Linked DNA regions of Mus musculus: regions 2, 3 and 4 are each linked to region 1. A link is a loop called in an ENCODE intact Hi-C map of the cell type or tissue named here. Cell type or tissue: heart. All regions are shown on one strand.

Region 1 (8,000 bases):
GATCTGGGCCTTTAATTTAGTCAGAAGATCTCTTCCTAGAAGCGGTGTGGGACACTCAGGAATGACCAAGAAGGAATGACTCACTTGGCCTTTCCCCAGATCTACAGTGCATGCAGTGGTCCAGGGGTATTGTTTCTGACCAGTGGCTCCAACCACTATGGTTCTTTTATTTTTTAATTTTCTCAGTGGATGTTTCAACACAGAATGTTCTGCCCCTGTGTCAATTAAAAAGTCCATGGGAGTCTCTTTCACCATCAAGCTTACCCTAGGCTCGGGGAGGGGGCCTGAGCTCCGTCTCCCCTATTTATCATCTTTCAGAGTCAGGACCTTAGGGGCCCTTCCCTTTTTCTTTGGGCATTCTCGTGCCCAATGTCCTTTTTCCTTGCAATAGGCACATTGGTCCTTCTCTAAAATCTTCTGGACAGATCTTCTTTCAGGTCTGGGTTCCTTGTTGCCCAAGTACCCTGTCTGTTCTCTGGCCTGTTCCTTCCTTCACGTTCGCCTACTACTGCGGCCAAAATCCTGCTAATTCCTCTCTTGTATTCTCCCTCTGTTTCTCTCTTGGGATACACCTTCTCTGCTTCCTTAACTAAATCTTGTAAAGCCATGGCATGTAATCTTTAAAAGCCATAGCAACCGCGGCTTGTTAACCCTCAGAGGTCGGGTTAAAAGAAGTATAGTATCTATAAGCTTCTATCAATCTTTCTAAAAAAACAGATGGGGGCTCTGTAAGGCCCTGCATCACTTCTCTTACCTTAGCCAAATTGGTGGGGCGTCTCATCGCTCCCTTTAGACTAGAGCCCGGCCAGTAAACTGTCAACCTCTCCTTACCTTGCGCCGTGTTGTAGTTCTAATCTGGCAGGTACAGAGGGAACCCAGCGTTCCAATTGTACAGATCAGCCGATGAAAAAGGCCAATATTTGAGGGTCTGCAGAAACTTCCTGTCTGTGGGCGGGTTACCCACAGCTCACAAAGGAAAAGGCAGAAGTGGTGTCAGGAGCTTCATCTGCTGGGGGACTCTGGGCTTGTCGGCTCCGGGTCCCAGCTGTAGGTCCTCCGTCCTCAGACTGTGCCTTTAGCAATCTCAGAGCCGGGCGCAGGGACTGCTTCTTAGGGCAGAAAGCGAGGGCACTGTGCTGACCCACTCGAGTGCATGGGAGCAGCCGGGGGAGGGCTCTGAGAGGCGTGGGGGAACCCATGGTTTGATTTATGGCGGTGAATTCTGAATGAGGTAAGGCTGTTGATCCAGGTGGGACCCAGGTCCACTCTGAAAAACAATGGCTTTAACTTCAAAGATAAGAGTAAACCAAAAGTCCCTTCTAGTGACCATTTTACATTAAAAGTCGGCTACTCCGAGGCGCAGAAAGTCTGCCAGGGTCCCTTCTTAATTTCTACTGAAAGATTATGGGTCCTTGATCTAACTTCAGTCCAGTGATCTAAAGTCAAACTTAGGGGGGTCGTTACAGTCCGTCCAGTACCACGGAAAACACAAAACAAACACACATACACACACTGACAAATACCTGAAAACAGACACAAAAAACAAATACACACTGACAAATGCCTGAAAACAGACACAAAAGACAAACACACACTGACAGATGCCTGTTTTCCATCAAACAGACAAAACCAACTCAGAAATACAGATGGTCGAGGGAGTACACTCCCCGCCTCAGACGGACTCCGAGAGTCCTTCCCCTCGCTCAGGGCTTCAGAAATACAGATGGTCGAGGGAGTACACTCCCCGCCTCAGACGGACTCCTAGAGTCCTTCCCCTCGCTCAGGGTGTCCCCCAGAGCGAGCAGCAGCCGGTGATTCCAGCACATCTGCTGTTCACATTCAGTGCCTCATCCCGAGGCAAAGGTCTCTGTTTCTCACGAAACATGGCGGCTGCAAATTTCAGCACAGAACCTAGCCAGCTTACAGAAATATTTTTGGACAAAAAAATTTCACCTCCAAGTGGGTCTTCGGAGACGTGGGTGGTCACGCTAATCCCGGATGAGCCCCCAAGTGAAAGACTCCGGGAGGAGCCCTTCGCTCAGGCCTCAGGACAATAGCGGACACCCAAGAACTCACGACAGACCGAGCTTGTTGCAAACCACATGAGGCTTTATTCGGGGAAAGCCAGAGCTCTGGGGATGACTCATATCCCACGCAGGGGTAGAGGAGTCATCCTCAAGGGGAAAGAGTTCCCAGTTTTTATAGGCCCTCAGGGGGGAAAGGAGAAGGGGGAGATTAGGGGACTTCCAGATCTAAACAATGTCTATTCTCAAGAAATGGGTATGGGAGGGGTACAAGGAAAGAGTCTAATGAAGGTGCAGCAATGGGCACACACCTGGTCAGAACATTGGCAGACATACAGGTTCAAGGAGTGGCCAGAGTACTGTGCACCTCTATTTTTCTAAATCAGTGAAGCTAGTTCTGCTAACACTGACGTCTATCTTGCCAAATTCAGGGCTTCTGTGTCCTTTTACATTCTGCCAGGATCTTTCAAACTCATACTCTATGCGAGGGTGTCTCATTCCCTGGTACTGGAATTATAGCTCATTTAAAGCCATCCTTTGGTTGTTGGGAACTGAACCCAGAATCCTTTGGAAGAGCAATGAGTGCTCCTAACCTCTGAACCACCTCCCCAGCCCCTGTTGAAACCTATCTATCTTAATACCTAGCTATGTACCTTTGAATGCATAAGCTAAAGTGACTCAGTTCTCATTTTAATAACATTTCATTTTTTTGTCTTTGTTTTCTTAATTAAATACAGAGTTAGAATAAATTAGAAAAGGCAATGAAAGGTTTAACTTTTCCAGTTGTAGTTTGTTTTCTGCAGATCTTCACAGTTATTGATTTAGAATAATATAAATACTACTTTGGTCATGATAATGAACAATATATTAGATATTTATTAATAATATGTTTATACATTTATAAATATACAAAAGAAAACCTGTGAACAAAATAATATACAGACATGCTCTTTGTTGCTACAGTCTCAATTTCTATTGAAATATCAGCAGACTTAGCCAACTTTTTTATTATTAATCATTTATTATAAATGATTCCATTCATTTACATCTCAAATGATATCCCACTTGCTGGTTACCCCTCCACAAGCTCCCAATACCACAGCCTCCCTCTCCTACCTCTCCCTCCCCTTTGCCTCTATGAGGTTGCTTCCCTGCCCATCCACCCTCTCTTGTCCCACCCCTCCAGCTGGGGTATCAAACCTCCACAGGACCAAGGGCCTCTCCTCCCATTTATGTCAGACAAAGCCATCCTCTGCCACCTATGTATCTGGAGCCATGGATCCCTCCATGTACACAGTCCTTGGTTGGTGGTCTAGTCCGTGGGAGCACTGGGTGGACCCACCAGCTGATGTTCTTCCTCTGAAGTTGCAATCTCCCTCAGCTTCTCCAGTCCTGCCAGCTCCCCAACCAACGTCCCTGAGCTCAGTCTGATGGTTGTTAGCCAACCTTTTTTAACCAGAAGCACACATATCAAACCAAGAACACAGCAAACAATATTTTGGCATTAGTATAAAATAATGCTGACCACACTGACCACTGAATGTGTCTCAGGGATTATCCTGGAGGCAGCAAACCACTCAGAACTGTTGGCCCATGACATTTCCCTCATTGTCCAGAGGGTGGCAGTAGGTTTGAGTCTGAGCTAGGTGGCCTTTGCCAGAACAAAGCTCTTCTCTGGTTTTTCTTGGAGTAACTTCATAATTGCCAAAGCAGCGTTTCTTTACCAAGCAAATTGCTTGTGTTTTTACTGGAACAATGTAGAGCACCTGCTGTTTCATTGGGGGAAAATACATTGCAAACTATGCTAGTCTTAAATGTAGTGGGAGCATTTACTTTCATCTATGTGTTTATTCACTAGTATTCAACAAATACTTTTCTCCTTCACCTCCTCCTTCCCTCCCTTCCTCCCTCCCTTTACATATCCCTCCTTCCTTTGACATTCCTCCCTTCATCTCTCCCTTCCTTCCTTTCTTCCTGCCTTCTATCCTGCTCCAGCTCTCCTCCCCTCTGCCTGTCTTCCCTTCCTTCTCCCACCTCCACCTTTCCCCTGAGTAGCCTTGGCTGGCTGGGAACTCCTCCTGTAGACCTGGCTGTCTTCAAACATGCAATGATTCTCTGCCTCTGTATATTGTCTTCTGGGATTCCATTGGTGCTTTTGGAATGACACATAAGGGCAGATTATTATAACAATCCATGCTGTTTGCTGATTTATGTTAAAGGCACTAAGAAAGAGAAAGACACGATTCAATAAAGACATCTCTTTCCCTGAGCAGTGTCTTCCCATGGCTATGGTGACTTGGTTAGGCATTGGGAAGATTTGCTCTTGGCCAAGGAAAATTCAAATAAGATTCTTTTTAATATTTGTGAACATAGAACCTGTCCTTTGGCACTAGTTTAGATCACAAACAAAGGAAGAACCACCATCTATGTATGAGAGAACTCCCAAGAGTGTAGACAGACTGGGTCTCGATCTTGGCCCTTTGCTTTGCCATTATAGAAGCCAGATTACTGTTTTTTGCTTTTTAATTTAAAAAATATACTTATTTTTATTTTATGTATATGAATATTTTGCTTACATGTACCTGTGTACTACATGTGTGCCCTGTGCCATCAGAATTCAGAAGAAAGCAACTGCACTAGGTCTGGAATTACAGATGATGGAGAACCACCATGAAGGTGCTGAGAACTGAACTCAGGTCATCTATCTGCAAGAGCAACAAGTACTCTTAAGGACTGAGCCATCTCTCCAGCTGCTACTTCTGGATTTTTTTCTAATTGTGTGAGTCAGTAAATACTACTATTTCCCTCAGATACTTTGAAATTTCCATCATTCTCAAAATAATCCTGATATTTGTCCCTCCCATTCTGTATCAGCTGCAAAAACCTCCAGAGAGGAAAAGAACCTCACTGAAATGCATCACACCTGAAAACACTTTTGGCTGCATTAGCTTCTCTATCTTCTCTATGGTGCCATGCTACCCCATAAATACACCAAACTAAGAAACTGAGTATCTTATGTTGATCAACTGTGTTCTTGTAGTTTGGAAGATTTGACCTGTCTAAGAGCAGAAATAGCCTCTCTGTCATCTTTATATCTAGCACAGTAATTGTTTCATAAGATATCCATTAAGTCATTGTTAAATTTCCAGGAAATAGATGTGTAACAAAGGTCTTCCATATCTGGAGATTTCCAGCTCAGCTTCAAGTGACCCACATAAAGGAGGATCACTTCGATGGATGACACTGCTGGGGAAATCTAGAGAACTCTCCATATTTCTCTGCCTCAAGCAGGATTCCAGAGGGGAGTTGGCCTCTCAATAAATAATGACGAAGATGGTGGTGGTGGTGATGATGATGATGAAGATGATCTCCAAGCCTATTCAACTTTAGCTATGTGGCCATGGCTTGTAGACCACTAATGGGAACACTGACTCCCAATAAAGAATGAGGAGGTTTACTGATTCTATTAATCTCATGTCCTGTGCTTTTAGTTTGATTGGCTAGTTGGTTTGGTTCTGGTTTTGCACTTTCCATTATTTGTGGTATTAATTCCAAGCATTTACACACTCCATTTGAAATATTGAGTAATTTGTGCCTTCCTGTAGGGAAATTTGCATCATTTTATATTGTTTCAATGTTAACAAATAGTGTGTGTGGTGTGTGTGTATGTAGTGGAGGCCCCAAGAGGTTCACTATTCCTCCAGTTCCTTCTGTCACCAGTCAGCCACAGATGACTAGAACTGCCTGCATAAAGGTAGTTATTTCCATAAGTTCCCATCAAAATAGAGGCATTCACTACATTTTTTAATAATTCACACCTCTATTAGAAACTTGGTGCTGAGTCCTTCTGATCTCATGAGACATACACCCCCAAGACTTTCTCGAGCTTTCATGCTGTGAGCACAGCTAAGAAAAACCAACTGCTGCCCCCACCCAGAATAACTTGTACTGAAAACAAACTCATTGACAGGGATGTTCATGGATGCACACACTGCCACTGGGAGATTGGCTCTAATAGTAGCAAAGCAAAGAAATATGAGGCTCTGTCAGAAAGACTTTTCTCAAACCATGACAAGAGTGGAGGATTCATATCTGGTATAATTCCTCTTTGGAGGGCCAAACCTGAGGTTCCAGTCACTTCAGAGAAGTATCTTAATTCAGTGCAATGAAAAGTGGTTTGCATTTGCCAACACTAAGAATTGTGCGGTCCTCACTCACTAGGCAAAGCATGAAGGCACTGGCATGTGAACACTGAAACTATGAGGACTCGGGATGGCATCGTACTTTAAATAAGTTAGGAGAAATGGCTTTGTTTTGCCTTGCATTGGGCTTGAAATCTTTTATAAGTCTGACATTATTTCCTTTTAAAGGTATAGAATATACAATTCTATTCTGCTTGTTGAATATATAAAACCTTGCTTATTGACAAGTGTTTTTCTTTTCTTTATTTTTGTTGAATCAAAATCAAATTATAATATAAAATACTTAACAAGCATAAATCCAGTAGGTGATGTGGGAAGTAGGAGAGCCACACGAGTAACTTACAATCCTACTTAATGAGAACACTATGAAAATTTAAAGCACTGACCGCCTACCTCCAAGAAATACTCATAAGCAGATGGTCACCAAGAAAACCAGTGCTAGGTGGATGGTTTTCACCCACTATGGAGACACAGAGCTGCAGTGAAAACATGAGTTACCTACTGGGTGCATGTCATTACAATCCCCACCTTCACACATTCCAAACTGAGAAAACACACTCCCTCTCTGACTAGAATGCATCCCAGCATGTGTTTCCAAACTAAAGAAACCACCCTTAAATTCCTTCCCACCATTTAAAAATTATATTTTTAAAACCATTTTTAAAGTCTTTTAAATAAATACAGGATTTATTTGCTTCGTTGTTTTACTTGATTTTTACCTAGAAGTGAAAAGAGCTAATGAGTCTTAATTTTTTATTAAATTATTTTATTTATTTACACTCCAAAATTTGCCCCCCTTCCCAGTACCCCCTCCCAGAGTTCTTCAGCCCCTCCCCTTTGCCTCTAAGGGGGTGCTCCCCCACCCACGCATCCCCCCTCACCCACCCACTCACACCCTTTACCCACCCACCCACCCTCAGCCCGCTTGGGGCATCAAGTCTCTACAGGATTAAGTGCATCTTTTCCCACCAAGACCACACAAGACAGTCCTCTGCTACGTATGTGCCAGGGGCTGGAGGGGGGCACAGATCAGCCCATTTATGATCTTTGGTGGATGGCTTAGTCTCTGGGAGCTGGGAGATCTTAGGGTTCTAGGTTAGTTGATACTGTTGTTCTTCCTATGGGTTGCCATCTCCTTTAACTCCTTTAATCTGTCCCCTAAGTCTTCCAAAGGGATCCCAGACCTCATTCCAATAGTTGGCTGTAAGTATCTGCCTCTGTCTCAGTCAGCCTTAGTCATAAGGAATACACAAATCAAAACAACCCTAAGATTCCACCTTACACAAATCCGAATGGCTAAGATCAAAAACTCAAGTGGCAGCACACACTGGTGAGGATGTGGAGAAAGAGGAACACTACTCCTACTCTGTTGCTAGTGGGGTTGTAAACTGGTACAACCACTCTGGCAATCAATCTGGCAGTTCCTCAGAATATTGAAAATAGTTCTCCCTGAAGAGCCAGCTATACCACTCCTGGGCATACACCCAAAAGATCCTCCACCATACCACAAGGACATGTGCTCCACCATGCTCATAGCAGCCTTATTTATAACCCCAGAAGCTGGAAACAACCCAGATGTCCCTCAGTGGAAGAATGAATACAGAAAATGTTGTTCATTTACACAATGGAATACTATTCAGCTATTAAAAACTATTTTTAAGAACCTCTGGTTATAAAAATATGGATTAATAAATATTACCTTTAAAAATCTTCCAAAAGATAGCTCTCCTATTTTAATTATTTTATTAACTTGGCTGCATTTTATCTCAGATAG
Region 2 (8,000 bases), 290 kb after region 1:
TCACATTTTATTTGTCCTTAGATAGTTTAAAACAATGTATTTTTGATCACAATGTATTTGATCACACCTAGTTCTTCTGATTCTTCCCAGGTCCCTTTTCACAATTTTTGCTGTTCATATACTCTTGGATGTCTGGCCATTACTGGAAAGTGAGCCACTCTCCAGGGGCTGTACCCTGAATGAGCCATAGCTCACCTGTATATTACTCATAGCTCATACTGTGTATTACTTGTTACAGTGAATTTAGTGGGGGATTTGATGATTTTAAAATGGAAAGAATAAGGCAAAATTTTTAAAAGGTTTACTTATTTTATATATGTGAGTACACTGTCTCTCTCTTTAGACACACCAGAAGAGCGCATTGGATCCCATTACAGTTGGTTGTGAGCCACCATGTGGCTGCTGGGAATTGAACACGGGGTCTCTGGAAGAGCAGTCAGTGCTTTTAACCACTGTGAAATTTTATATCATGAATATTTAATATACCAAATATAATAGTGATGCATCATTATTATAAAAATTACATAAAGTTTGAAAAAAGATTAAAGGAGATGATTAAATTAGTTTGTGTATTTGTGTTGAAGTTCAGCATCATTTGTATAATTGCTAGTACCAGGAAGATAACATGTTCAGGTGAATAGTAAGAATATATTCGAAACATTTGAAAGTGGACCACAAGACAGGTTCCCGGAGAGCTGTCACCGTGTGCCTCCTAGCAGCTGCCAGAATGCCAAACTGGGAGGAAGCAAGAAGTGTATGGTTTGCCAGAAGACAGTCTACTTTGCTGAGGAGGTCCAGTGAGAGGGCAACAGCTTCCATAAATCCTGTTTTCTGTGCATGATTTGCAAGAAGAATCTGGACAGCACCACTGTGGCAGTGCACGGCAAAGAGAGCTATTTCAAGTCATGTTACAGCAAGAAGTAAGAGCCAAAAAACTAAGGCAACAGGAGGGGCACAGGCACTCTGAGCACGGACAAGGATGAGTGTCTGGGCATCAAGCCACAGGAAGCTCCCGGGTACAGGCCCACCACCAACCCAGAGGCATCCAAGTTTGATGTAACCATACAGTCTATGATGCAGAGAAGGTGATTGCTGCTGAGAAGTCCTGACTTAAGTCCTGCTTCCGATGTGCCAAATGTGGCAAAAGCCTTCTGTCAACCCTGGCAGACAAGGATGGTGAGATCTACTGCAAAGGATGCTATGCCAAACACTTTGGGTCCTTGGTCCACTCAGAGTGAGACTGCTGTGGCCTGTGCATATTGCCTACTCCTGAGCTTTTAATCAGCAGTCCATTCCCAGAAGCCTTGGACACCTCCAAGATTCTTTCTCACTCAGCCCTCCTGCACATCATTAATGACTTGGGTTTGGGTATCTGGCTTCTTTTGGTTTAGGGGTCTGCCTGAACTCCTTCCCCACTAAGGGCTTCCTCCTGCCTGGCATTTGATACCATTACCTTTAGGAGACATCTGTCTAGTCACCCCTTTCCAGAGACCAGGTCCCTCACTCCACACCTCACCCCCATCGACCTCTGTTTCTAGGCTGAATGTCCACCCTCTATTGGCCAGGACACCTGAGCCCATGCCATTGGAGCCCAGTAGAGCAAACCAGCAGTGTAGGCAGGAAAAGCTGGGTTTATTGGGCTAGAAAAGGTTGTGGTTTATTGGCTTCCAGAGAGTTTCCTCTGGGTAGGAGTCTGAGATTCTTGGTGCATCTCAGTCTGAGAAGTCCCCATGAGAGGCAGGGAGGTGCAGATAGAATTGTGGGGCCATCAGAAAGAGCTCTTTCTCTGGCGTCTTGCCTTTGAGTGTGGAAATAGTGAATTTTTTTTTTCATTTAGGAATGGAGAGCAACCCATGTCAGAGTACCCCAAAGTCTAGAGTTTGCCTGACCTCCTTAGGCATCAAGTTCCCTCTTTGATGGGCAAGGAAGATCCTAATGAATTCCTGAACAAGCATTTACATTTATCAGTCATCCAGATCTTGGATTAGTCAATTCTGGGTCTAACCTTGGGTCGGGTAGCTGGGATGGACACTTTTTGATGCAGCATAGCCCAGGGTAGAGCTGTGTTCTAGCCACTCCTGAGGGTTCCTCTGAACCCCACGTCCTCATTCCTCTCCAGCGCAGACACAGACCCTTCTCCTATCACCCCATCTTTCTCTAGTAACCTTCATTATCTTGCCCAGCCCATCCAGGCCCCAAGGTAAGGAGCAGAGGGGAGAAGGGGAAGGGCTGGGCCTTGATGCTCCCCAAGACGGAAGGGACAAGGCTGTACATCGATTCTCTGCAAGGGCTGTAGGCATGGGCTGTTGAAGCTGATTTATCATCTGATCAATAAAGCAATTTAGAACTGAACTCTTTCCTCATCTGTCTGTGGGGGTCCTAGGGACCCAGGGAGCCAGGGCTGGATTTGGCAAGGCCTAGTTGAAATGAACCAAAGGCAATCACTCTGGAGTTTTCTAAGGTCTGTTTACTTTGTGGTATTGGTTCTAAGGAAACCAAATGATCAAAGGCCACCACCTTCCCCTATTTGCCCTCCACCCCATCTCAGGATGCGGGGATTTTGTGGACTTGGCTTTTGAAAGGCTCAGTTATGTCCTGACAATGTACTCAGCACTTCAGCTTTTGCAAAGCCCCTTGTAAAGAGAAATTCAGCTAGAGGACTTTTTGTATCAACTCCAGAGATCTCACTTCTTGGAAGTGTGTGTGTGTGTGTGTGTGTGTGTGTGTGTGTGTGTGTGTGTGTGTGTGTGTGTATGGTGGGGAGAGGCAGCTAGCCATCTGCTTTTCTGCTAGGGCCTCACAACCAGCTGTACGGAAGAGCAGGCTTGGAAAATAGGCTTGTCTGAAGGGTTGTAGTGTTGTTCATCTTAGGTACACCTACTGTACCCAGAGCTATGCTGTGTCAATCCATGAAAATGCGCCCTCACTGAGTTTTTCAAAACAGTGAGTGGAATTTAACCAATAGGTTTTATGCTTTTATTAGCCAGAGGATCAGGCCAGCAATGCTCCAACATTGGACCTACAACACCTGCCCAACAGCTGGAGATCAAAGAGTGTTAGCCCTAAGTGGCCCTGACAATTCTCAAACATGGCTCAAGACCTACAGGAAATTCTCAGGGAGGTTTGTGCGCAGAGGACAATGGTTTATTCCATAAACACAAATGGATCCTCCTACCTGGACGGGACACACAGAATACCATGATCCAAAGGTGGAGACAGGCTGCCCTCTGCTGGCTGCGGAGGCCCAGCACAGTACCATCAGGCCAGCCCTAGTACTCTGTCTCACTTTTCCCCATTGACCTTCTCACAATCACGCAGTGCAGAAGGGACTTCACACATCATTTATTTATACACAGTGAAGCTCGGGTACCAGCAGATGGCCGTAATTGCGTAGGGCGTGGGGAGCCACAGAGATTTGCAGGCGTCGAGTTTGCTCTGTACGGATCGACACCAGGTGGCGCTGTGGGGTCAAGGCCAAAGGCAGCCACTCCGTTTTTCTTTTTCTTTTTTAAATTTCATGTTATTTTTGTTAGCTACTCCCGTTCTGCTGTGGGTGTTGATGACCCAGTGCTTCCGCGAGCACATCTAATGTCCCCGGAAAGAGGTGTGCTCTAACACTGACCTGTGGCATACCAAAGCACAAGAATGACCCAAAGGAGAGAAACTGACAGAGTCCCCCTTTTTTTCCATTTAAGGGCGACCTGGACATGGTCCAGGATGCCCGTAGGGGAAAGAATGGCATAAAGGACTCCCAGTTGCATGAGTGTCCTGGCCGTTTAGGTGTGGTGGAAGAAAGCTGCCTGTTCTGATGGAAGTCGTGGCTCCATCAGTCTTCCTTCAAGACCACAAGTCTGGGTCATCTAAAAGGGTGGCTTCCATGGGACATCAGTCTTCAGAGATGAGGGAGAATGTGTTTGGAGATTAAGGCAGGAAGAACGTGAGTTCAAAGCCAATCTTGCTACAGAATAACCTTGCTACAAAAATGTGTGTGTGTGTGTGTGTGTGTGTGTGTGTGTTGCTATTAGATGTTTAAGTAATCCCCAAATCAAGAGTACATACTTTGTGAAGCTACAGTCCCCAACATCCTTAGGCCCTGGTAAGGGTGGGGGTAGTTTGAGAAATAGAACACAGACCCTTGGGAACCAGTCATTGGATGGTTCTAACTCCCTTCCTCCAGTCCCTGGTCCTGCCTTCAAACACACACACACACACACACACACACACACACACACACACACACACACACACCTGTTACTAAAACCATTGCAGGGTGTGGAGGGATGCTTTTAAAATAGATCCCAGATCCACCCTATAGATTCTGATCAGGTCGGGATGGGACATGGGAAACTATTTGAAAAGTGCTTGCCTGAGATGATGCTCATACTGGAGCCCTTGGAGTCTATGCCAGCTTTGCCAGCCTTGCCAGTTGGTCTTACAGCAAGGGAGCCCTTCCCTCTGCAGCTCACTTGCCTTAGGACTAATGGTTACAGGAACTTCTGGAGCTGTTTGTAACCAGTTGTTATGAGTAGAGAGGACTTATTTGAACTTTCTGTTTCTGTTCTCCAGAGTCCATGAGAACAGGTTTAGACTTCTCTCACCTAACATCTTGCAAAGCTTTGAAAACAGCTGTCCTCCAGTCTGACTGGGCTCGCTCCTCTTTAACCCCATCCCCACAGAGATACTTGAAGCCTTGAGGGTCCTTTTTATTAGTTGAAGAAGAAAGAGGAGTTTTCAGTGTAGCTCCTGGAAGAGCACTTAGCAGGCATGTGTGAGGCCTTGGATTCAATCCTCAGAAAAACTGCATTGAGGGGCACACCTAGGCACTTGAGGTACTTGGACATGTCAAGGCAGAACCATTCTAGGAAAGATCTATAGACTTCCTAGGGCTAGACTACCCTAATAGTGTCTCCTTCTTTTGGTTAGTTTGGAAACATAAATTTGTCATTTCTGGTTTATTCTGTATCACTGATAATTCAAAGACCATTGACCTTTTGAGACTGAATCATCTTATTTATGAACCACTAAACCAAAGCCAGGAACCAGGGAACAATTTGGGACACAGTTCAAGGTCAAATGGCAGAATAGGATCTGCATAGAACCTCCTGAACCAGGACATATCCCTATAATGTAGTACTGTCTATAGAGAAGCTGGCTTGCATTGAGAGGTAGAAGGGAGAGCAGAGAGCTAGGACTATAGTGACTGTCAATATTTATGAAGCCTAATTTGGATGCTGTCTTATCTAGTGCATGTGAAAGCCCTTGTAGTTGAGGGTGATACCCTATATTATAGAAGAGGAAAGTGAGAGTCAGTGCATTTTTAAATGACTTACACAAAGTCTCTGGCAAGTGGTGAAGCCAAGATTGGAAGCAGCTGTGTAGCTTTGGGTCCTCCTCCTCCCCTTTGTGTGTCAGGGCCTTGTTTGTGAAGTGAAATGTTGGCCTAAATTAGTCCTGGGGAAATACTTCCGAGGCTCTGATGTGCATATATATCTCCTGGGGAATCTTGTAAAACACACGATCTAGTTCAATAGCTTTGGGTGGAGCCTGAGCCAAGATATCTCTCACAAGCTCCCAGGAGAAGGTGGTGCTGATGTTGCAGATCCAGAGACCATACCAGAGCAGCCAGGCTTAAGAGGACCCACCCAGCTCTGATGTTCTTTGTTTATGAGCTTAGGAAGACTTGCCTCAAAGGCCTAGAAAATTCAGGAAGTAGATTATCCTGACTGAAGATCTTAGTGGGCACTTCCAAGTCTGGACAAGCCTTTGTGCCCAGTCTGAAGTGTCTGCTCCTGACCCTTCTATACTGCCACTCTGTTGACCTTGGACTGACATCTCCAGAGTTTTCAAGGGCATGCCTGCTTACATGCCTCACATAGTCATGGGAATACACTTGCACATGTGCACACACACAACTCTTTAAGAGCTGTTTTATGAATCTTTATGTCCCCTTTTGCCTTCCAATGAGGATGGAGACAAGTACAAGATGGAACTTGTATTCACTGTGTCACAGTGAGCAAAGCCCTTCTTGGTGTACTGAATGGGGCTTGTGGAAGCAGTACTGTAGCCTTTGCTTGGGTAAACAGTTTCATTAGAGACAGTTCACTAGTGTAGCATGCATAGCCCATTTTGGTGAATATATGCATACCTTGATAGCCGTGTCCTTAGCTAAACAGTGTTCAGTCTTAAGAAACATGTTTCTGTGAGTGAATTTAATGGACTATCAGAAAACTAATGTTCTCTTCATGGTGTCTCTTCAAGAGGGGTCACCTTGCTGAGGTGGAGAGACTGTGTTCCTGAACCTATGAATGTCATCTCTCCTGCTTTGCCAATCCCATGAAGAGAACTCAGATTCTGTTACCCTGGAGCTTAGCCAGAGCCTGACTCAAGGAGCCCTCCATGACGCTGCAAAACTAGCTCTGACTTTCTCTCCTGAGATACTCCAGCCATGTGTTCATCTCTTCTTGACCTTGTTCCCAGGCTGGACACCTCATAGTCACCTTCTCTACCTGATCATGGAATCTGGAAACTTGCTTATCCCGAAAGTAACAGGACCATTCAGAATTCTTGTCATGAAAGACCTGAAAATCTGAGGCAGGAAGAAGTGTGCTTACCTTCTCACCTATAAAGACTCAGTGTGGACTCCTCTTCCCTGCCATTCTCTCTCCTTTCCCTGTCCCTAGTGGCTACTTTTTGAACCCTCCTGTGAAGGTCAGCTCTCCAGAAAGACAGAAAGCCGTCATCAAGTACAGAGAATCACAGAGCAGGAAGGAAACCTATAGCTCCTTCTCTTAGTCCCATAGTACCAGTGACGGTATTCCTTTCTACTATTCTGGATACAAACACATAAAAAGCAAAGGCAAATGTTTGGTAGGACCCAGGACCAGCTAAATTGATTGCCTGCCATAGGCCTGGGGACCAGGAAGGTAGAGAAAAGATATCATCCTTTTTTGAATATTTTTAAGGCACATGCCATAAGACAGTACGCCCATCAGTGTTGGAGCACAGATGATAATGATGATGATCTCATTCAGACAGTAATAAAGCCAAAACTTTTCTGTCAAAAAAGTGGACCACAGATAGAAACTGAGAATTTAAAGACACTAAATATTTCTAATGTAATAATAGGGGAAAAATCAGAGAACTATGAGGTCCAAATTAGAACAAGAAATTCCATGTAATAATAATATATAGGATGAGAATGGAAAAAGAAATGGAAGTTATTTAAGCTGACGGCATAACTATAATACTATTATAAGGAAATGTGTCATATAAGAGTTCTTAGCTCCTTAACTACTTAAAAGTGTTGATTCCTTTGTAATAAATATACCTATTTATGGAATTCTGTTATATTAAAAAATACATTTTAACATTTCCATGCCCTTTACTTTTGTTTTGGAAGCCTTTGAGATCAGAAGTCAAGTGGGCACTACATTGTTTTGTGCTGTGCAATAGATGAAAAATTTGTGTTTGAGAGAATATTTATTTTAAAAATAAAAAATTTCATTTACAACATTTTATTTTATGAAGTAAATATTTAGTAGGCTATTTTTACTCAGCCAAAATGTCTTTGTCTTGTTTGTCAGATGGTGAAACATTAAATAGCAATTGCAAGTAACATGTTATTGTTTTAAAATTATCAGAATGTTGATAAAGGTAAGCTTGAAGCCAGTACACCAGCAATCCACTGAAGAGAAAGATAACTTGATAGATATTTTCGATTTTAGGAGACTGAATCAATGGTGTCAAAATGAGAAATGAAGACAGAGCTAAAGTTCCAAATATAAATGGCAGGCATACCTGAAAGTAAAAAGAAACTTAAGATTAGTGGTGATTTTGTTTTCTGTTTTTAACAGCCATACAACATTACAAATATTCAAGAAGCAAAGGGCAAGGATGGATACAGTCTCAGTACTACCTTGTAGTACTGATATTTACTTTGCAACTGGCAAGTTGTGAAACCACAGAATTAAATCCAGCTATTTTTGCTAAGTTTCGATGGA
Region 3 (8,000 bases), 89 kb after region 1:
GACACTCTCCTGCTTTGTCTCTAAGAAGCCGAGTACTCTTAAATACTTCAAGTAAGAATTACACAGTAGGGAATGAAGAGGTGGATCAGCAGGTTAAGAGTACTAGCTGCTCTTCCAGAGGACCTAGATTCAATTCCCAGTATACACATGGTGGCTCTCAACCAGCTGTAACTCCAATCCAGGGCATCTGATGCCATCTTATGGCCTCTGCAGCCTCCACAGACAAATGAAGTGCAGACACACACTCATACACGAAACGTTTACAAAAGAATCCTATAGCATTTGTCTGTTTATTAGGTGTAGCATGCACAAGGGTCATTTCTGCTGTACATGTCAGAATTTTCTTTCTAAAAAACAGAACAGTCACTCACTGAACCTCATTTGATTACCCACTGAAAGATATCTGAGTTGCCCACCTTCTGACTATTTGAATAACACTGACAGGACCACAGATTGCACAAATACCTGTTCCGGAGCCCACTTTCAATTCCACAGGAGCGAGGGCTGGCCTGCGAATCCCAAGGCAAACAATGGTGGCCTGCAGAGCTCCAGACATCCTTCCTCATGCCAATTACCTCCAAAACCTTGTTACCGTCTAAAAGCCTAAGGCCGAATCATGTCTCTTCTAAGTGGTTATCATTTAGGTCATTTGTTATGTATGTGTCTAGTTCTGGGAGAGAATACTTAGGTGTCATTCAGATAATCTGTAACTTAAATAATAATAACACAACATACACAAGCCACACTGTCCCTGCAAAGTTCAAGATGGCATTAGAATGGCCAATGAAACATAGCAACTCACCTGTAAAGTGTACAGAACAGGAATTTTCAGAGCAACAGACACTCACACTCCTTAACAGTTCAGTGATTAAGCTACAGAAAAATAAAAACTAGTTTAATCTGTTTCTACAGAATCTGCCACCAGTGCTCTCTCTCCTTTCCAGATGGATGCCCATCACCTAACATGTTAGTTTACTCTAAGGGTGTAAAATTATGCATTTTTTTTTCTTTACACAAAAGAGATCCATAACAAACAGATATATAAAAACTTAAGTTTATTTTCAAGAACTTACTAGTTCTTAAAGGCAATACAGCATAGAAAGTAACAGTCCAGTTTCAAATGTCCGATCTCACTTAGCAGACCTAAGCCAGGACTTACCTAAGTTTAGTGTGTCGGGCACACATTTGGATGGGAATATTAGGCTTATCCTCTACAGTCGTGAATATTTAATGACCACTCAGGGTATTTAATGAAAAAAATATATTTCTATATTTATGATTTTCACAAAAATGAAGGATTCTATTATAAAAATAAAGTGCACGTTTTAAAATTTCCACTTAGAAATTTATTGTAAATAGGACTATCTTTTAACATGTATTATTAGAATATCTTAATATCTCACGATGATGTACTATAAGAAGCATCACGAGGGATAAATACTTCAGTGTAAGCCATTTTTATACATATGGTTTTATATGTATTCATAAACATAAAAAGTATGCATAAGTAAAATGTTTTTCTACCTAGCCAAAAGAAAGGTATACAGGTCTCTGTAAGTCATTACTTATTATTTTAAGTAATTATTTATTACTACAGAAGTCTTTGAATCTTTAGGATAGATCCAGATAACAGAAAGACTTTTGAATATCAGACTTCTGCTATTCAATGCCAGAACCTGCTGTCATACATGTTAAGTAAGTCAAACAACTAAATCTAGAAATCATTTTCCGAGGTTTGAGCATATTTCAGGACAAACCATCAAATCCCACGTTTACCCGGAAAGCCCCGAAATTCTCTGAATTTTTTAATGTAGTCATCCACTACAGGTGAATTTAACTTTAAACAGCAGATTTCAATGGGTGTTTTGTAGCATCAGGTGTTTCTCTGCTGACCTCATTAACGCCAGTGAAACTGGAAACCGTACCATTTGAATTCAATACAATTTGAGTACTGTAGATGCCCATTAGAGGAGGGAAAGAAGAGGTGAGGGTAGGGTGGGGGGAATAAAAGTGGAAAAAGGTCCCAGGAGTAACATTTCCAAATATGAACCGACACTAACTGGCATCTACACCCAGGAAAAGGGGGGAATCCAAGTGCCAACAAGCCAGCGCCTCCCACTGGGCCAGGACAGGACACTCAGCAGAGTTCTGGAAGGCAGGCTTCTCCTGTTAAGACTCCTATTTCCTATGCCTTGGCCACCCACGGTCTTGAGGATGGTAATAGCTTCAAGCCAGGAGCTGTGAGGAGTCATAAGAGGCTATTCGCTGTGACTGTAAACTAGCAATTTTGTTTATTTTTGAAGTATTGGCTCTTTCTGAACCTCCTTGTACTAGCTGAATTTTAATTCGCACGATCCCATACTGTTCCCCTTTCCCTGCGTTGTGGAATCCTTCCAAGTTTTGCCAGGAACGGTTAAATCACTATGACTGAACTGCTTTAAATGGACGTTGTTGTTTGAAAAAAATCCGAACCATAGCAAAGAACGAAGCAAACATCCTTATAAAACCAGATAAAGCTTACTAAGTAATTTCACCACTTAGTCTGAACGGCACAAAATGACCCCTCTCTGTGTGACCGCAAATCTCAGGTCTAGAAAGTAGAAAGATTCTAAATTAAGCCAACAAATCCAATCTTACTTCCCAATTCTTAATTCTCGATGAAGAATGTCCCCTTCTAAAAACTACTACTTTAGAGGAGGTGTGGAAAGTTTTCTCTTTTCCTCTTTCATTCCGAAGAACTGGCATGAAAGTTCTTCAAAACAGGAATGAAGTTCTGCAGAGCGGTCGGTCCTTAAGCGAGTCCAGAGCAGAGCGCGAATTCCTGGGCGCTCGCTCCGGGTGCTCCTTTGTGGCCAGGGCCGCGCGGTGGCCGGTCGGTGGGGCCCCCGCATCCATCCCGGCCCCTCCGGGTCCGGAGTCTCGGCGCAGTGGGGGTGGTGGACCCAGCACCCTCGGGCGGGCCTCGCCCTCCCCATCCCCGCTCACCGCTTTGAGATCCAGGACGCCGTCCTGCGCCTCCTGCAGCAACGACACGAATTTGGTGGTAAGCAAGCCCAGGCTCTTCTCGTGCCGGCTGCTGCCCCCCGCGAGCGCCGCGGACGGCTGCGAGGATGGCGCCCCATGCGGCGGCGGCTGAGCCTGGGCCTGCGGCGTGGGCTGAGCAGAGCTCGTGGGCTCCGCCGCCGCCATCACCGCCGCGGCCCTGCTGTCCTCTGGCGAGGAGCCGCTCCGCCACCGGCAGAGGAGGTGCGCGGACTCCGCTCCCCGCCCACGGCGCGCCCCGCGTCCACCAGTCCCCGGAGCCGCGCGGCTCGCGCACGGCACCACAGAGCGCGCGGATTCACACGAGCGGCCAGCGCCGCGAGGGTGGGCCCGAGTTTAAATGGCAGGAAGTGACGCCGCGCGGCGTTGCCTAGTAACGCACTCTCCGCGGAGGGGCGGGGCAGTCGGGTTCCCTCAGGCGGAGCGTGCTTTTGGTCGGCCTGGAGCGCTCATCCCTGATCAGGTGCAAGTATTGTAAGGCTCATCTTCGCGTAAATAGGAGAACGCCGCGTCCCGGAAGGTTTTGGGACTCTGACCTTCAGTCTTTTCCAAAGCCTTTTCTGCAAACAGAAGCACCTGAGCCTTGACGGTGAAGGAAGTAGACCCCCAGCTCTTTCCTTACCTGCCTTTAGTGTTCTTTACAAAATTATACTCTTTTGCTCCCCAATAATTCTATTATTGAGACAATCGCAGCATCTTTTGACTTATTGACATCGTAAACTATGGCTCGATAGTAAGATCACAGATATAAGAGGAGGAAATGTGCTCCCACATTTTTTATTTGCAAACTTGAGACTCAGGATTAAAATCTTCAACACCTTGGGTGGGTAAGATGGGTCGGGGTAGTGTGGGGAGCAACCTCTCAGAGGCAAAGGGAAGGGGGTATGGGATGAAGAACTTTTGGAGGGGCTACCTGGAAGGGGGGGTAACATTTGGAATGTAAATAAATAAAAGTTTACAAAAAACAAAAAACAAAAACAAAAAAAAACCCAAGATCTTAAACAACTTGGTATTCGCACCTGTTGAATATCCTTCACACTTAACAAGTAGTAGGTGACTAAAAACATCATTTGGCAGGAATTAATGAAGACATATCCTTCATGCAAGAATGCCCAAATTAACAGTAGGGAAAAAAAAAAACAAAAAAACAAAACGCGAGGAGAAACTGACAGCATTAACTAGTAAATCCTGAAAACAATTTTAAACCAAAATTTTTCCAGGCGTCTGGAGCAAAACTTCTGTAGGGGAAGCATTTTCCTTCAGAGCTGCAACACTTAAAATCCCCGTCTGCCCCCCCAATCCACCTGCAGATTCTATTCCACTGACCCTTTCCAGAGAGATACCCTCTTTAGCCTGTCTTGTTACTTAGTCTTTCTGGGTCTGGGGATTGTAGCATTATGTTTACTTTACAGCTAAGATCCACTTATAAGTGAGTATGTACCATGTTCATCTTTCTGAGTTTGGGTTACTTCACTCAGGATGAGGTTTTTGAGTTCCATCAATTTGCCAGTATATTTCATGATGTCATTTTTTTTTTTAAACAACCGAGTAATACTCCATTGTGATAATGTACCACTTATTTTATCTTTAAATCCATTGTTCGATTGAGGGAATGTAGGTTGTTTCCAGTTTCCGGCTATTATGAATAAAGCTGCTGTGAACATAGGTGAACAAATGTCCTTGTAATAATATGTAGCATCCTTTGGGAATATGCCCAAGAGTGCTATAGCTGGGTCTTGAGGTAGATTGAGTCCCCGTCTTTTGAGAAACCACTATATTGATTTCCAAAGAACCTGTACTAGTTTGCCCTCCCAACCAGCAATGGAGGTGTGTTTTCATTGCTCCACATCCATTCCCCAGCAGAATTTGTCACATGTGTTTTTGATCTTAGCCATTTGACAGTTGTAAGATGGAATTTCAAAGTCGTTCTAATTTGTATTTCTCCTGATGGCTAAGGATGTTGACCATTTCCTTAAGTGTTTCTTGGCCATTTGAAATCCTTTTGTTGAGAATTCTCTGTTTGGATCTTTACACCATTTTAATAGGATTATTTAATTTGTTGATGTGCGATTTCTGGAGTCCTTTATGTATTTTGGATATTAGCCCTCTGTCAGATGTGATGGGATCTTTTCCCATCCTGTAGGCTGCTGGGTTGTTTGTTTGTTTGTTTTCTCCTATTAATGGTGTCCTTTGCCTTATGGAAACTTTTCAGTTTCATGAGGTCCCATTTATCATTATTGATTTTATTGCATGTGCTACTAGTGTCCTATTCCGGAAGTTGTCTTCTATGCCTATGCTTTCAAGGCTATTCCTCATTTTCTCTTCTATTAGATTCAGTGTGTCTGGTTTCATGTTGAGGTCTTTGATCCACTTGGACTTGATTTTGTTCAGGGTAATAGATAAGAATCTGTTTTTATTCTTCTACATGTAGTCATCCAGGTAGACCAGCACCATTTGTTGAAAATGCTTTCTTTTTTCCATTGTATATTTCTGGCTTCTTTGTCAAAAATCAGATTACATAGGTGTATGGATTTACTTCTCGGTCTTCAATTCCATTAATCAATGTGTCTATTTTTATGCCTAGACCATACAATTTGTATTATTATTGTTCTGTAATACTGCTTGAAATGGTGATGGTGATACCTCTAGATGGTCTTTTATTATAGAGGATTGGTTTAGCTATCCTGGGTTGTTTTGGTTTTTTTTCCCCCATATGAAGTTGAACATTGTTCTTTCAAGGTCTGTAAAGAACTCTGTTGGAATTTTAATCTTAGTGCACATTTTCATTATGTTCACTCTACTGATTCAGGAACATGGGAGATCTTTCCATCTTCTGAAATCTTTAATTTCCGTCATCAAATACTTGAAGTTTTTATCATTTTGGTCTTACTCTTGTTTGGTTAGAGTTAGCCAAGATATTTTGTAATATTTGTGGCTATTGTGAAGTATATTATTTCCTTGATTGCTGTCTCAGTCTCTTTTGTCATTTGTATATAAGAAGGCTATTGATTGTTTTTTTTTAAGTTAATTTTGTATCCAGCCACTTTGCTGAAGGTATTTATCAGCTGAAGGAATTGTCTTATAAAATGTTTGGGGTCTCTTATGTATAACATATTATCATATGCAAATAGCAACACTTTCCAATTTGAATCCCCTTGATTGCGTTTAGTTTTCTTATTGCTCTATCTAGAACTTCAATTACAATATTGAATACATATAGACAGTAGGCAGCCTTGTCTTGTCCCTGATTTTAGTGTAATTCCTTTGAGTTTCTCTCCATTTGATTTCATGCTATCTATAGACTTGCTGTAAATTGCCTTTGTTATGTTTAGGTCTGACCTTTATATCCCTGACCTCTCCAAGGCTTTTATCATGAAGGGGTGTTGAATTTGTCAAATTTTTTTCAGTGTATAATGAGATGATCATATGTTTTTCTTTCAGTTGTTTTATATGGTGGATTGATTACATTGACTTATTTTCATGTGTTGAATGTTTCCTGTGTGTCTGGGATGAATCCTATTTGATCATGATGGATGATCTTTTTGATGTGTTCTTGGATTTTTTTTTTAAGACAACATTTTTTGGTATAACAGAGCCCTGCCTACCCTGGACTCACTTTGTAGAACAGGATAGTACTCTCAGAGATCTACCTGCCTCTGCCAAAGGCATGTACTACCACGATTGGATTGGTTTTTGTTGTTTGTTTTGTTTTTTTGTTTAAGATTTATTTTATGTGTAGGTGTACACTGTAGCTATCTTCAGTCGCACCAGAAGAGGGCATTGGACTCTAATCCATATGGTTGTGAGCCACCATGTGGTTGCTGGGAATTGAACTCAGGACCTCTGGAAGAGCTGTTAGTGCCAGCCCTGGATTTGTTTTTGTTTTGTTTGTGTGTTTGTTTTTTGTTGTTGTTGTTTTGTTTTTGTTTTGTTTTGCTTTTCTGTTTTTTTTTTTTTTTTTTTTTTTTTAGTATTTTTACATCAGTCTTCATGAGGAAATGGTTGTATAATTTCCCTTTGTTGAGTCTTTATATGGATTAGGTGTCAGGGTGACTATGACCTCATAAAATTAATCTGGCAATGTTTCTTCTGTTTTTATTTTGTGGGATAACTTCAGGAGTATTGGTGTTAGCTTTTCTTTGAAACTCTGATAGAATTCTGGGCGAAAATGTTCTGGCCCTGTGCCTTTATTGGTTGAGAGATTTTAAAGTCTGCTTCTATTTCCTTGGGAGTTATAAGTCTATTTGATCTTGATTTAAGTTATCTGATCTTGATTTAACTTTGGTAAGTGATATCCATTGAGAAAACTGTCCATTTCTTCGAGATTTTTCCAATTTTGAGGAATACAGGTTTTTGAAGTAGGACCTAATGACTTTTTGGATTACCTTGGTGTCTGGTGTTATGTCCCCCTTTCTGTTTCTGATTTTAATTCGGGTATTCTTTCTTTGCCTTTAGTTAGGATAAGGGTTTGTCTTTGTTGATGATTTTCTTAAAGAACCAATTGTTTTGTTTCATTGATTGTTCATAATGTTCTCTTTGTTTCTATTTTATTGATTTCAGCCCTGTTTTATTATTTCCTGCCTTCTACTCCTCTTAGGTGCATTTGTTTCTTTTTGTTCAAGAGCTTTCAGGTACGCTGTTGTTAGTATAAGATATCTCCAGCTTCTTCATGAAGGCAAGTAGTACTATGAACTTTACTCTTAGCACAGCTTTCATTATGTCCACAAACTTGGGTAGTCGTGAATTCATTTTCATTGAATTCTAGCAAGCTAGTGGTCATTCAGTATAGAGTTTAGTTTCCGTGAGTTTGTAGGCTTTCTGTTATTTCTGTCCTTGCTGAACTCCACCTTTAATCTGGTTTGATTAAACCTTTTGCAGAAGATTATTTCAATTTTCTTTTATCTGTTGACACTTGCTTTGTGACCAAGTAATTGTTCAGTTGTGGAGAACATTCCATG
Region 4 (8,000 bases), 55 kb after region 1:
CCTTAAACTTTCTCATAAGGCCCTTAGCAACATCTTTCTATATTTTCTCAGTTTCCAGAGAAATTTGTCTTCTTTCCTAGTGTTACACCACTCTCTAAAAAAGTGTCTTCAACACATCTGAGATCCCCTGTTTTCAGCCCAGAACATGAGCATCATTGTTAATCATCAGAGGCAAGGTGATCAAATTTGTGGAATTTTGTGTTAAAATATGCTTTTAGTTTGTTGAGATTGTCGATAGCTTTAAGTGCAAGTCCCAAATAATTCAACCAATTATATATAGTGGATGAAAGTTTTAAAAGTTTTAAAGTTGGTAAAGAGCCAGGCAGAAGATATTTTAGGCTTTGTATGCTCTGTAGTCCTACTGAAACTACTCACTGGGCATTATCATTGGGCAATGAAAGAAGACAATAGCACAATGAGATTGATAGTGTGTCATGAAACACTAGCTACCAACACATAAATTTCATAGAACACTCACTATAGTGTGTTGTTCTTACTTTCACTCTTCTTTTCAAAATTATTTTTAGTGTATGGGCTGTATAAAAGTGAACGCTGGGGTTAGAGAGATGCCTCAGGGATTGAGAACACTAACTGCTCTTCCAGAGGTTCCAAATTCAATTCTAGGAACCACATGGTAGCTCACAACCATCTGTAATGGGATCTGATGTCTTCCTCATCTGGTGTGTCTGAAGACAACTACAGTGTATTCATATTCATAAAATAAATAAATCTTTTTTTTTTTTTTTGTAAAAGTGAACACTGGTTTAGACCTGGTCTTCTTGCTGTAGTTTCTAGATTTTTTTTTTCTTTAAGATAATCAGATCATAGCCTTAACAGTGTTCAGGCCTGGGTAACTGTTGCATGTCCATCCAGCCATTTTATGCTGTTATTAGTGTTACAAGGAGACTTCCTCATATACTGATACTACTGTTATCAAGAAACTTTCTTCTGCCCAAGTTGATTGCATATTATGTTCTATGATTTGGTGACCACTGACAGCAGAAATCATTTTGAACTTTGTATAGTTATCCACAATAAGGTTGGACCTGAATCAACCCTCCAGCAGCACTTTCTACACATATGTATGAGCTTTTATGGCTTTTGCCTTTTTAAGCTACCCCTGGGATGGGCCCCAACATAAAAGGAGGACACCAATATAAGAAGACACTTGGAATAAAATCCATTTTTTATATGGGTCAAAAGTTTTAAGTTCCTGAGACCTCTGTGGGAATTGACATTGTACTTGGCAGAACAAGGCATGTAGGTGAGGAACTGACATCCTGGTTGGCAAGTTAAGACATCACTACTAGCCAAGTCAAGGCATCCCACCACAGTTGAATAACCTAACAAATAGGAACAAGATAAGTATACAAAAAAGACATTTTCCTAAGGAAGTACCCAAACTCTAAATTCTGATTGGTGGAATAACTTGGCACAGATGTTTGTGAGTTGCATGCTTTAAATTTCTGTAATGTTCTGAGCAGGGGTCACAGTCAGTTCTCAAGTGTGGTCTGTAGCCCTAATCAATCAGTTCTGGGATGATTGCTCAATCTCTGTCTTATTGAGATCAGTGTTCATGTGGTTTTGGGGGCAACTTCTGGGCCCCAACGAATAGGTTTCTAGAATCTAGAATTATTTCTTTCATAAGTGGCATACTTTTGTGCATTTATTATAGTCTTTATGTATATTGCTAAGCATCATTATTCTTGCACACCCATAATCAAGGTTATGGTGACCTCTTGAAGAGAATACATGTGTCTTACCTTCCATTTAGGTTCCTGGGTATGGTGGCTTAAATATGCTTGCCCAGGGATTGGCACTATTAGGAGGTATGGCCTTGTTGGAGAAGGTGTGGCCTTGTTGGAGGAAGTGTATCACTGTGGGGGTGGGCTTTGAAGCTCCACCCTAGTTCAGAAGAGACAGTCTGCTCCTGGCTTCCTTTGGATGAAAGTGAAGAACTCTTAGCTCCTCTAAGCTGCCATGCTTCTGCCATGATGATAATGGACTGAACTCTGAACCTGTAAGATAACCCCAATTAAATATCCTTTATAAGATTTGCCATGGTCATGGTGTCTCTTCACAGCAATGGAAACCCTAACTAAGGCATGGGGTGTTCTGATTATTTTAGGAGACTGAAACCAGTCAGGAGAAGTAGATTAATGGGCTGATTTTAGAGTATCATCAGCACAAGGTTGGGTTTGCTCCTTAGACCACCATGACTTTGGTGATAGGGGGTTTTAATTATGTGTGGTCTCTTTTGCCTTACTCTTTATTTAACCCTTGAATTACTTCCAAGATCGTTGCTTCAGAATGGGCCTATATGAATGAAGCATTAGTGAGTCTCAGCAGAACTGAGGTTTTTGAAAGATGTGATAGTCAGTCTTGCTGACTTGATAAGATTTAGAGTCACCATGAAAATGAACCTCTAGGCATGTCTGTGAAGGCTGTCTTAGATTAGATTATTTGAGCGTGAAGGCCCACTGTGAATATGGAAAATTCCATTCCCTGGTTTGACTTGCAAACTACATAAAAAAGGAGAAAGGAACTGAGTGGCTGCACTTATCTCTCTCTGCATCCTGACTGTGCATGCTTCCAGCTCCGGCCTGATTGCTTCCACCATACTGGACTGCAAGACAAGTATTCCTTCCTTGAACTACATTTCTCAGGTATTTTGTTGAAGCAATGAGACAAATAACTAAAATAGATACATATGGTATATATGATTTTAGCCACCTTCAAGGCTGCTAGAAAAATTACAGGACAGCCAGGTGAGGTGGTGTGTGTTTATAATCCCAGCAACTGGGGAGGCCAAGTCAGTAATCCTGAAAGTTTGAGCCAGCCTGGGTTAACAATGAACTCTGGTAATATGATCTTTGTAAATATTTTTAAAGATTTTCAAAAGTCACCAATCGTTTTTTTCCTATACTTAATAGATCATTTGGTCACAGAATAAAATGGCATTTTGAGTTAGCATGTTCCTTATCTTTATTACCATAACATCCTATTCTGGTTTAGATTTCACTAATTCTCACAATTTTTTGTAATAATAGACTCAAAATCCCTTCAAGTACATAGGATTAAAAAAAAGTTCAAGGTATGCCTGATCTTTTATCTCTGATAGTTGAGCATTGTTCTTCCAGCTACAACTGAACCCAGGCAATCATAAGACATTGTGGGTTTTCTGGTTACAATACTTAAGCCAGTAGTACTGCCAGGCCATATTTCAAAGGTCCAGTTGTTTTCCCATCGTGGTGCCTTTATGTTCTCCCAGTTGCTGGATGGGATGGTCGCTTGAAGTCCCAGTTTCCCAGTGTTCTGTTGAGCCCCCACTAAGCCTAAGCAGCAGCATTCTCCCTAGCCCCTGTAGGGAAGCCCAGTCTTACCAGGTCCAACAAGGACCACTTAATGTGATAAAAGGGGTTACCCAGAAAGGATGCTGAGAAAATAATCAATGTCTGAATCTGGCAATAGCCTTCTATATAGGAGGCAGAGGGAAATACATTAACCTTTCTAGTTTGCCTTGTTAGCTGACAATAACACAGAAACGGATGTCTCCTTGCCTTGTATAATTCCTCTGCTTTTACCTGTACAACTATGTTTTTCCTTGGTATATGTAGCCTTATGTCACCATTTCAAACTAAAAGCTACACTCCACAGATTTTACAACCACGATGGTATTCTTTTACATATGTTGCTTTGCCTTGTACAAACATGTCAATAACTTCACATTTAAGGAACATACTTATGCCCCTCTCATTTGCTTCAGAATTCATAACTCTAGTTTTGCAAAATAGTTTAATGTTTTTCTATAAGTTTGGTTACTTGTGGCATCACTCTTACTCTCACACAAGGTAGACTTTTATTGTTTTGCCTTTCTTGGGGCAAGGGGATCTAATTCAAGGGCATCATTACCTGTGATATGAGCTTCACAGGTACTTATGTTTTTAGAACTTCACAGGCATTTTGAATACAAATTGGATATAAATATATATATATAATTTTGAATGATTTCTTGTACATCTGCTGTGCTGTAGGAAATTTTCTTTTTTGAACAAGTAAGTAACTTGAAAAGGATGCGAACTTTTTCTTCTTGTATGGACGCCGCCCTCGGTCGTGGCGCCACCTCTCGGACACTGCAGGGCCCGCGGCTTCGATTGGTGACACCAAGCATCTGAGACCGGAAGGACAGACTTCTCTGGCGAGAATGTTTTTCGCCTTTCGTGGGTGACGACCACCGGGTCAAAGGCGCGGGGTCCTAGCGAGGCGATGCGTGGAACCTCACCGGTGGGAGGCTTCTTCTCAAGTACCAGCTTAAACCTATGAAAAACGTCCATGGCATGCTAGTAGGCGAAGCTCCACTGAGTCGACTCCTCCTCCCCTTCGAAGGCGGCTCCTTCCGAGTGGGCGGGGTCACGGCGGACACGCCAGGCCCCGCCCAGGCTACTGTGAAGGGCCGGGCTAAGAGGCACCAGAGGGAGCTGAGGGCGTGGCCCGCTCGGGGAAGCCGGTTCGGTGGGTGGGGTTACGGCTGGAAAGCTCTCAATTGACTGGCTCGTCTTCCCGGAACTTCCTGTGTCCTGAGCTTGTGGATGGCGTCACTGTGAACCTGAGCAGCCGCGTGAACTTTGGTGAGAAGCTAATGGGGTTTTTCGGAGCGCTGGGGTGAAATGTTTGGGGCTCAGGCAGGGCGTGGTGGGAATGCTGGCTGCGGCGGCTCCGAGGGCTCTGTTCTGCCAACTTCTAGTCCTCTATCGATTCCTCGTGGGCGATCGAACTCCCGGGGTGCCCAGGCCCGAAACCTTGCGGCCACCCCTTAGCAGGGTATTTTAACAGTGTCTTCATCACAACTTTAAAATAGCACTTTTCCAAAATCTAGGTTTTAGTTAGGCTGCAGATCTTCTCGAATCTTTCTGTGTTTCCATCTTAGTAAGCATCGCTCGTCATTTGAGTCTGCAACACTATCCTTTGTTTGCTTAATGTTGATGTTAATATTTGTGCATGTAAAGTATCTGGTTGTGTATATATACGTACCCATTCTTTATTACTTCAGACTTAGTAAATAATTAGTAAGTAATAGATGAGAGGGTAGATGGGATGGAGGAGGTTAGATAACAGGTTGAATGACTTTTTACTTATTTTTACTCCTGTACGCATGCATTTTCTACTGTAATATTTTTGAGCAGAAGTACTGTTAGGGTTCAAGAGTGTGTTATGTGTGTATGTATGTTATGTATGTATGTAAATACATATGTATATATGTATTTGCACAATACATTCATTATATGTTGTATATATGGGAACATATATGCACATTGTGCATCCATATTGTTTGATTAAAAAACAAAAACATGCCAGGCACATTCACTGTATATGCATATTCCCTGTGTATGTATATTGAGGCTGTATTGGTGGAAGTTTTAGCCAAGATAGAAAGTTAGAGCAAAATGGAAAGGGAAGATATGACAGATTTTAGGCCAGAGCCAGTAGTACCAAGGATGAATAGACCAAGACATATTGCCCAGTGTATGTCAGGGCAACCATTGATGACTTTAATTTCTGGGCAGTTTATCATTTCATACTTTATAAAAATTACCACTGGGTGCAGTTGACTTGTGCAAAACTTTGGGAAACTTTCAGTAAAGAGAAAGATAAACAAAACAGTCTTTGTGGGCCAGAGTTGCAGCAGAAAAGCAGCCAAAAGCATATAGTGCAAGTGAAGATAATGAACTTCAGTAAATACCTACCACAGGTGCCTGGCATGAGTTTGCTTATGATCAAACAAAAGCAGGAAATGTAGCAGGAATGTAGAAATGTTCATGAGAAAAGCAGTATATCATAGTGACCGCTAGTCTAACTTGTATGGCTTTAAACCTTTGCATCACTTTTTAAATCTGTAAGATGGGGATAATGGTATTTACCACAAAGGGTCGGTTGTGTGTGTTGACAATACCAAGTTTAACCAAGAGCCCTTAACTAGGTGTCTCAGACCTGGTGCTAGGGATGCAGCAAGGACTGAGATGTGTGTGCCTCCTACCTCAAAACCTGGCAAATGTCTGGGAATGAAAAACAGGATTTATGTAACAACTTTTAAAATAATCAGAACTAAGATACCTTAAAATTTTACATTGATTTGTGGTTCAAAATATAAGCAGTTTAACTGAACCCTACTCTCTTTTCTAGACAATGGCCAAGAACAAATTAAAAGGGCAGAAGTCCAGGAATGTATTTCATATAGCTAGCCACAAAACTTTCAAGGCTAAAAACAAGGCAAAACCAGTTACTACTAATCTTAAGAAGGTGAGTATTTAAGTATTCTGGCATTGATTATAAGCAAAATGTAAACTAACAGTGGGATTTTGTTTTTTAAACCAGAAGTTCATAGCCTTCTTACTAGACAAGACTTTTTAAAAATATTAAGGTAAATACTGTTCCTTTTAAAATACAAATTTAAGAGGATTGCACATATACGAGGTGCTACACAATAGGCTACTAGGCTGTATGAGATTATAGAAATCACTGTTTAGACAGTATGAAGGATAGTTCTTACTAGTTCACTTGGCATATATTCAAGATTCCACTTGCAGAGGTATACTATGTAAGCCAGCAGCTTGGTAGCTAGTAGACTGGAATTTAAAAGTCTATAAAATGAAAAATTTGGCTGAAGTACAATTTTTTATTCTTCAAAATAGGTGCTTGAGCGATGGCCTAGCGTTAAGAACATTTATTGCCTTGGCAGAGGACCATGTCTCCCAACTGACTGTAACTCCAGTTTTAGGGATCTGATATCCTTGCCTGGCCTCTGTGGCACCCTTTATGCACATGGTGGATATAAACTTATGCAGATGCACATACAGAAAAAAATTATGTCTTTCTACTTCAAAATACATGAGAAAAAATTTTCAAGGCCAGCCTGGTCTACAGAGTGAGTTCCAGTACAGCCAGGGCTACACAGAGAAACCCTGTCTCCAAAAAAAAAAAAAAAAAAAAAAAAAAAAAACATGATTAAGTAGATCATACTTTAGCTTTCTAGGATGTAACAGTTATAACAACAGTCCACCACCACCCCACCCTGAAAATACCTGTAAAACCAAAAGGTTCGAAGTTTTTGTTTCTCTCAAGAACTGGGATATAGTTTCTAAAGGAGAACCTATATGGTTTCTTAACTATAGAGGAAGTAAAACTGGATGGGATGATAAGTCTGGAGTTTTCCACAGGCTTGTCTTTGTAGTTTGAAGGACCTGAATGAAGATGAGTTAATTCTACAGAGCTGGGGAATCCTGGGAGCAGTATCTTTTACCAAGAACATTCATCACTCCAAACCAGGAAAGAGTGTAGTCTATTTAAGGAAGATTGCTTTGTTGAACTATGATATACTAGAACTTTTACATAAGCTGAGAGGATCAGAAAAGGGTCTAAGTAGGTAGCCTAGAGTTCATATCTTTTCATATCTCCAGAAAGTAGTTTAGATTTGATGTTCGTGATAGACTAGAATTTGTGACAATGAATTTAATGAAGCCAGCCAGCAGCCAGCCAGTTGTAACTTTAGTTAGCTTAACATCTGGACTCAGGTCAACTGTGCTTAGCCAGGTTACCAAGCAGATTTTGTCGAGGGAGAAAAGAAATGGCTGTAATGAAGTGGTTGAGTCACAGTTTGGACTCCATGCTAGTGATGGGAAGTTTTTGAGTGGAACAGGTGAACTGTAAGCTGAAGGTGTCTTACAGGAGCAGGGGGTAGAGGTTGATTGTGAAGGGTCTAACAGCTCAGGACCTTCAGAGGAACAGGCATTAGACTAGGTTTGTTGAACTCATTCAGCAATGACTCCATACATACAGTGTCAGAGTCCGTGTTTTCAATGTTTTACAAAGCAGCAAATACATGTGGTGTTTCTGGGTGACAGTAGTCAGGGAGAAGTACTGGTTAGCTCATGAAGATGGTGGGACAAAGGAGCCAAAGGCTTTTAAGGAGAAACTGACAGTAGTGTTTAATGCACCATTTCTTT

What was found. Peaks named below come from ENCODE experiments on the same cell type or tissue, not always from the same donor. Only the 100,000 strongest peaks of a DNase experiment are listed, where the experiment ranks them.
Region 2: it touches region 1 in a loop (8-fold over the local background); 21 of 42 quality-filtered maps call a loop at or near these places.
Region 3: it touches region 1 in a loop (3-fold over the local background); 4 of 42 quality-filtered maps call a loop at or near these places.
Region 4: it touches region 1 in a loop (7-fold over the local background); 12 of 42 quality-filtered maps call a loop at or near these places.

What each region holds. Positions count from the first base shown.
Region 1 is chr3:14,662,956-14,670,955 of GRCm38, reverse strand. It overlaps Car13 (carbonic anhydrase 13), which reads right to left. Exons shown (of 7, transcript NM_024495.5): 7 at 7,954-8,000. Among named protein-coding and RNA genes, the nearest start is that of Car13, 25 kb to the right of the region's middle. In heart, a CTCF peak has its summit at 3,638 (motif pointing right); no DNase peak of the experiment used is centred here.
Region 2 is chr3:14,377,139-14,385,138 of GRCm38, reverse strand. No RefSeq gene overlaps it. Among named protein-coding and RNA genes, the nearest start is that of Slc7a12, 100 kb to the left of the region's middle. In heart, CTCF peaks have their summits at 3,235 (motif pointing left) and 3,442 (motif pointing right); no DNase peak of the experiment used is centred here; H3K4me3 peaks cover 504 bases; H3K27ac peaks cover 309 bases.
Region 3 is chr3:14,574,009-14,582,008 of GRCm38, reverse strand. E2f5 (E2F transcription factor 5) reads right to left here and starts at 3,338. Exons shown (of 8, transcript NM_007892.2): 1 at 2,986-3,338. The coding sequence starts at 3,189. In heart, CTCF peaks have their summits at 2,122 and 3,129; a DNase peak (open chromatin) is centred at 3,338; H3K4me3 peaks cover 2,321 bases; H3K27ac peaks cover 1,890 bases.
Region 4 is chr3:14,607,838-14,615,837 of GRCm38, reverse strand. It overlaps Rbis (ribosomal biogenesis factor), which reads left to right and starts at 4,582. Exons shown (of 4, transcript NM_001099674.1): 1 at 4,582-4,628; 2 at 6,181-6,297. The coding sequence starts at 6,184. In heart, a CTCF peak has its summit at 4,134; a DNase peak (open chromatin) is centred at 4,467; H3K4me3 peaks cover 1,892 bases; H3K27ac peaks cover 1,213 bases.